2 separate regions of the Homo sapiens genome follow, and region 2 is linked to region 1. Evidence: chromatin contacts called from ENCODE Hi-C or POLR2A ChIA-PET data. All regions are on one chromosome and are shown on one strand. The core of a region is the stretch at or near the end of the contact, and the rest is flanking DNA. Distances in the headings are between cores, read along the strand shown. Region 1 overlaps HHAT (hedgehog acyltransferase). Region 2 has its middle 17 kb from the start of SERTAD4-AS1.

Region 1 (2,991 bases), core at 200-2,699:
CCTTTGCCTCTCACCCTTGTTCTTGTTCCTCCTTGTTTGCTTCCTGTAGATCAGTGTTTCTTAAATTTTTTTCAGTATTGTCCCCAGGGCACCTTTCTAGATAATTTTTTTCCCTGATCATCTCTCCTCTGTGAAATTTTAATACTACAGATATCCTGTTTATATCTCTTCATGTACTGTGCGTATGTCTGTGCTTTATGCATAAGGAGTAAGGTTTTCTAGCCCCTGATAACTGACAAGTAACCTAAAACTTAGATAAAATATAGTACTAATCTTCTACAAATGTTAAATTATTAAAAAAATAATAGAGATAGAGTCTTGCTGGTCTCAAACTCCTAGCTTCAAGCGATCCTCCCACCTCTGCTTTACAAAGTGCTGGGATAACAGGCGTGAGCCACCATGCCCAGTCATTACTAATTTTAATTTCCATTCTATCCTTAGGTCTAGCCTACAAAATCTGCCCCACCCCACCTCGTTTATAGGAGATACAACCCTTGTTGAGAATGCATGACTGATATTAATAACCTGTTCCTGATTAGATGCCCCTCCCTCTTTCCAAACCTCCTCCACGTTCAGCTCCTGTTTCGCACCTGACATTGGCAGAAATCTAGCTATATTAGGATATAGATGTCCCTTCATTTTATTTGCTTGTACCTTTGAGTTCTTGCTTCTCCTCTCGTGGGAGGCAGTATTTGGTGTGGTTGAGAGCACTAGGGTCAATCCCTGCATTGGCCACTCTCAAGCTGTGTAACCTTAAACAAGTTCCTGAATATCTCTAAGGCTGCTTCCACAGTTGTGCAAGCAGGATGGCACTGCTGGCTTCGTGGAGTTGTGGAGAGGGTCTGATAATCAAATGTTTTTCAGAGTTATGCTTGCACATGAGGACAGCCCAATAGATGGTGTCTGCTGCTGTCATCTGCTGGCATTTGCTCCTGGGAGCAGTTTATGGTGTTCAAGAATGGAGGTGACGGTCTTGAGATTCCAAAATCCTCAAGGGCATAGGCCATGTCTAGCATCCATACCAATGTTCCCATACTGATGGTCTTTTCAAGCTTGTCTTGGGTCCTGGGGGAAAGGATTGAGAAACACAGCCCCTTCCCTTGGGGAGTCACAGTTGAGTGGGAAGTTAGGAAAGCAAATACTGCTCACTCTTCTGTACCTGATGTTGTTGGCTGGGCACGTTACTATGGGAGAAGGTGTAGGTCTCACCTGCCGTTCTGGTCTCAGAGCAGGCCTCCGAGAAGGTGGCTTTTGAGCTGTGGCTTGAAGGAAATGGAGTTTACTTATTTCACCTTTCTGCATCTTGTTACCAGGCAGGGGTGGACAGGTGGACTAGGCTTCTTCTCTGCAGAGCACATCTTATCCAATATCAGTAGGAGGTATTCCTTTGCATTTTTCTTGGAATGAGGCAGAGTGAGCACTGAGTCATCTCCCTCTGTATGTGCCTCTCTCATCCTCTGGGTGACCACGGGTTTGATTTGTGAGACAGCTGGTGGGCCGGGTTCTGCCTGTGGCTGGGGCACAGTGCTTTCTTTGTCTGAGTTTGCTTGGCCCTTACATAAGTATGAACCACAGCGTTGGCCTCATTAGCTCTCTGCTTTCACCACCTGGACTAAGTGTTCCAGATGGCCTTAATTCGGGTAGTTGTTTTTGGTACTTACTCAGAGTGGAAGATTTAGGCTGCAGTTGTCCTTTTTTCTCCCCATTCTCTGAGGCATCCTAAACTATAGGCAACACTATGCAGGGACAGGCTTTAGCAATTCTTGCTGTTGTAGCCTTAAGCCCTGAAGGATTCTAGCCTCCTCCTTTATCTACTATCTAATCTCGTCTCTTCCTTGGCTCATTCCACCTCCTCCCATGGAGAGGTGACAGGTTATTTTTATTTTCAAAAGCATGATCTATCTTTTTTTTTTTTTTTTTTTTTTTTTTTTTTTTTTTGCCATGGTAAGAAATAAAACTTTCCACTGAGTTCCTTGGCTCAGTTAAACACCCTTTCCCTGGATAAGGCTCTCTCTTTGGGTTTTGGTGAGACTTCATCAGGAGCCAGTGCCCCTGGAGGGAAGGCTGAATCATGGCTTTCAGCTTTGGCTGTGCATTTGTTATGATTGGATTGGATGTCACGGGTCAGACAGTTGCCTCCTTTCATGAACGCCAACTGTGGCCTCACTACCACCTGAGACATTGTGTTCTCTGCCCTCAGAACCAAAAAATACCCCCGTGTGAACTTTTTGAGAAGACTGGCCTGGTGTAGGGTTGAGGGTGGGTGCTGTTGCTAACCACAGAGCCGGGTTCTCACTGTGCCTCTGACGGGAGAACCCACATCATTAGCAATTGACTGACAGGCTGAGCTCATCAGGCGCAGGTAATGCAAAGGGCTGAGAAGCCTGACCCATGGTGCTGAGTGAGATGAGTTAACCAACCTCTGGAAGGCTGCAGGGAGCAGGGTTCTTTTCCAGGACAGTCCCAAATCTATCCACTGAATAGAAATCTCATGTGCTAATGGTTTTCCTGGAATCAGCCCCTTCTACCTCCATCAGTGCATGTCTAAGGAGGGATGAAATTCCTTTTACGTGGGCCTGCTGGCCTTTGCTCCCAGGAAATGGGATGCAGTTGTTCAGACTGTGGGATGGGTGGGTTGTATTTTTCTGTTTGGGGAGATTATATATACATATGTATGTATATATATAATACATATATATTTCAGTAGCAGCTGCTATTGATTATGTAGTATGTAATAAATTGTGTCATACATAAGATTGATTGATTCCCTTTATTATTTTCCGAATAATGCTCCCATTGAGTGGTTTCTTGGCAGATGTGCAAAAAGAATTAATAGGCAGGGACGTCTGATAATGTTGCCAACAGGAATTCTGACCAAGGCTCTACACTTTCACTCCTCCCTACAGAGGTAAACTCTAAGGAGGGAACCCACCAGGCATACCCTATTATCACTTGGCACCCTTGGCACAGAATGAGCTGAAGTAGAAACAG
Region 2 (2,991 bases), core at 326-2,825, 140 kb before region 1:
TCTTATTATAGATCCAACAAAGCTTACCTCAATCTTTTAAAAATGTCCTGTTTAGGCCAGGCACGATGGTGCACACCTTAATCCCAGCACTTTGGGAGGCCGAGGCAGGAGGATCGCTTGAAACCGGGAGGTGGGGGTTGCAGTGAGCCTGCAGTCCCCACCACTCTGGAGGCTGAGGCATGAGAATCGCTTGAACCCCAGAAGCAGAGGTTGCAGTGAGCTGAGATTGCGCCACTGCACTATAGCCTGGGTGACAGAGCAAAGAGCAAGAATCTGTCCAAAAAATAAATAAATAAATAAAAGAAGAAGAAAGCAAAAAGAAAGAAAGAAGAAGAAAAAGAACAAATCATAACTCTTCATTTATTTGCTTAGAGTCAATCTATTGTATTGATTTCTGGTCAAATGACTGCTGTTTCTTAACCACAAGATTATAACCAACTTAGTGGTGAGAACTAGATTAGGAGTTAGGAAACAGAGTCTTGCCCAGGTTTGCCACTCACTAGCTGTCTAACCATGAACAAGCTCCTTCACTTCTCTGGATCTTGATTTTCCATCTGTCAAATGATGAGGCTGGATTCAAAGGGCCTCTAAAAGATTGTTCCCTTCTAACCTTCTCTTCTGATTCTAACAATTCCTGATTCTAACAATCAGGGATCTTTCTGAAGATGTTCACTTGAGTTTTCTGCATGTCACCCTTTCCTTTCCTTCCCTTCCCCAGAATGCCTTTTTTCCCTCCCAGTGAAACTGAGAAACTGCTTCTGGATCTTTCTTTAAGAACACATCTCTGAGTTTTCCTGTCCCAAATGATTGTTTTCTGCATATGGCGGCTAATCTATTGTCTTCTGTAATATACATTCCTCCGGATAGGCCATGCTTCCCCATTCTCACTGCAGTTCCTCTGCCCCTCCCCCTGGAGTGCTCCTGCCCCCGCCTCCTTTAGCCGATTAGCTCCACACACCCGGAGCCAGCCAGGCACAACGCGGCTCCCCCTGGCACAAGACTGTCCTCGCCTTCAAGCAACCAGCCTGTCTGCACCATGCAGGCAGGAGATCCGTGAACCCTCTTCTCTCTCATTCTTATGCGTAATAAAATAGCGGACTTTCCCCCTTCTTTTTATGAAGACAGTTCTTGCAGCTGTGACTATAACTGTTTTTTTTTTTTTTTTAAATACCAGCCAAGATTATGGTCCCATAACCCAATTAGTGTCATTTGGTTGTGGTCCAAGGGCTTCCCCTGCACGAGTTTTAATTTGGGGATCCCCGGAGGCTGCACTCCACATCTGTAGCCGGCCTGTTCTTCCTCTCCCCTTATTTGCTCGAGGTTTATGGGAGGATTAGCTGTGTGGTCTGGGAGGCGGCTGCTTCTCTTTCATCCTCACGGCTCTCGAGCCGCGGAGGAGCCTTTTACTTTTCATCATCAAGCCCTGGCACCTGGAGGGCGGGCAGCCCTAGCGACTGGAATGAATCAGAGGATGCCCTGCAGGCCCCGGGGGGCGCGGCCCTGCAAGCATGGGGGAGGGGAGGACGGGGGAAAGGCTGCTTATTGGGCTGCTCAGCACCCGGCCAGACTGCGCTGTGCTGGGACGGCGAGGGGGTGGTGAGGAGGGCAGCCGCAGTGTGAGGTGGCCCCCCCCCGCCCCGCCCCCACTCCCTGGCTGGCGAGGGCTGGCAAGGGCTCCGGGCGCTCATTGTGCAGGCAGCTGGCACCAGCTGGGAAGGGGAATTAGCATAACAAAGAGCCGGAGCGAGCGCGGCGCGGCCCGGCGGGGGCTCTGCCGAGCGCCCCGGGCTCGGAGGAGCCGCGCTGTCAGCGGCTGTGGCGCGCTCGGGCCTCCTGGCCTGAGACCCTCGGAGCAGCGGGGCCCGGCCCCCAGCGGGCGCGCTCTGTCTGGGTTCCGGCCGCAGGACTCGCCCGGAGAATGCAGTGGGTGTGGGTGTGTCCGGGACAGCGTGAATGGGCGTGGGTGTGTGTGTTCGGGTGAGTGTGGGTGCCCGTGTGTCCAAGCGTGCGTGTAACCGTGTCCCTGGGCGTGGGAATGCGGGTGTGAAGGGGTCACCTGCACACGGGTGGGGACCCGCCAGCCCTCTTCCCTTCCGCCCCAGGAAGGCCTCTTTGTTTATTTCTTTCCGGAGACCGCGGTGGTTCTTCAATCACCAGTTCTCAATCCTGATTGCACCTCGGAGCCCCCTTCGGGAGCTTTTACAAAACCCTCAGGCCTGAGCCCTACCCCAGAGGCTCGCGATGAATTGGACTCTGCTGAGGCCCCCAGCGGATGTTTCTTCAGACGTCCGCGTGGATTCCGACATGCGGCGTGGTTGGGAACCGCCGAGTACCCACTCCCACTGTCCCCAGCCCTGCTGCCGACCCTGGACGCCAGCGAGCGCCAAGGAGACCGGGGCCGGCTTGGCCTCGGGTTTAGGGCCTGGAAGCTTATCCTTCGCCTTCACTGGTTGAGGTCAAGTGCACATTCCCCCGACACTAGCGCTGGGTCTTAGGCTACCGACTGGGCAACCTCACCTCCATTATTGCATCTAAGCCTTACAGCAGCCCCATGGGAAAAAAGCTGTCGTGAAACGAAGCTCAGTTGAGTGTCACAAAGGGTCACAAAGCTAGGTATTCGACCCACCGAATTGGAGTCCAGGGCTATGGGACTCCAAAGTCCACGTTCTTTCCACTGTAATATTTAAAAATAAAAATTAAACAACTAAATCAAAAACCACCGCTGCTTTTCAAGTGCTGCCAAGACCTCAAGCTGACCAGGTCCCTGGAAAAACCCTGGGAGGACTCTGGAGGAGGCGGGGTTAGGGTGTAGCAAGACTCCTGACCCCAGAAGGTAGATACGGCCTAGACGACGTCACTAGAAATTGCCCGGGGCGTCTTCTCTCCAGCAACCTTCTGCACCGCCTTCCACCTGGGTAGTCTCCCTCCCCGTCCCGGCCCTTCCAGGCTCCAGCTCCCCACCCCCTCCCTACAGGAAGGAAATGTGACAGC

The links. Hi-C counts contacts between places; a loop is a spot of excess contacts on that map. ChIA-PET counts read pairs that join two places held with the same protein, here RNA polymerase II (POLR2A). Pooled maps may share reads with other maps.
Region 2: a loop to region 1 is called in a pooled map, with 2.8 times the contacts of the local background. The contact joins two enhancer-like sites. A Hi-C loop is called at or near these places in 1 of 168 maps with a recorded cell type or tissue (mammary epithelial cell), 3 of 37 single-sample maps with no recorded cell type and 9 of 50 pooled maps. POLR2A ChIA-PET finds 5 or more read pairs at or near these places in 3 of 52 experiments (BJ, Caco-2 and activated CD4-positive, alpha-beta T cell).

What each region holds. Positions count from the first base shown.
Region 1 is chr1:210,392,327-210,395,317 of GRCh38, forward strand. All of the region lies in intron 4 of HHAT (hedgehog acyltransferase), which reads left to right. Among named protein-coding and RNA genes, the nearest start is that of HHAT, 65 kb to the left of the region's middle. RefSeq lists an enhancer at 1,379-1,673. Within about 2 kb of position 1,450, at least 8 of the 41 ENCODE cell types and tissues checked have a DNase peak (open chromatin) inside an H3K27ac peak, as active enhancers do.
Region 2 is chr1:210,249,881-210,252,871 of GRCh38, forward strand. No RefSeq gene overlaps it. Among named protein-coding and RNA genes, the nearest start is that of SERTAD4-AS1, 17 kb to the left of the region's middle. RefSeq lists enhancers at 1,488-2,043, 2,599-2,991. Within about 2 kb of position 1,576, at least 11 of the 41 ENCODE cell types and tissues checked have a DNase peak (open chromatin) inside an H3K27ac peak, as active enhancers do.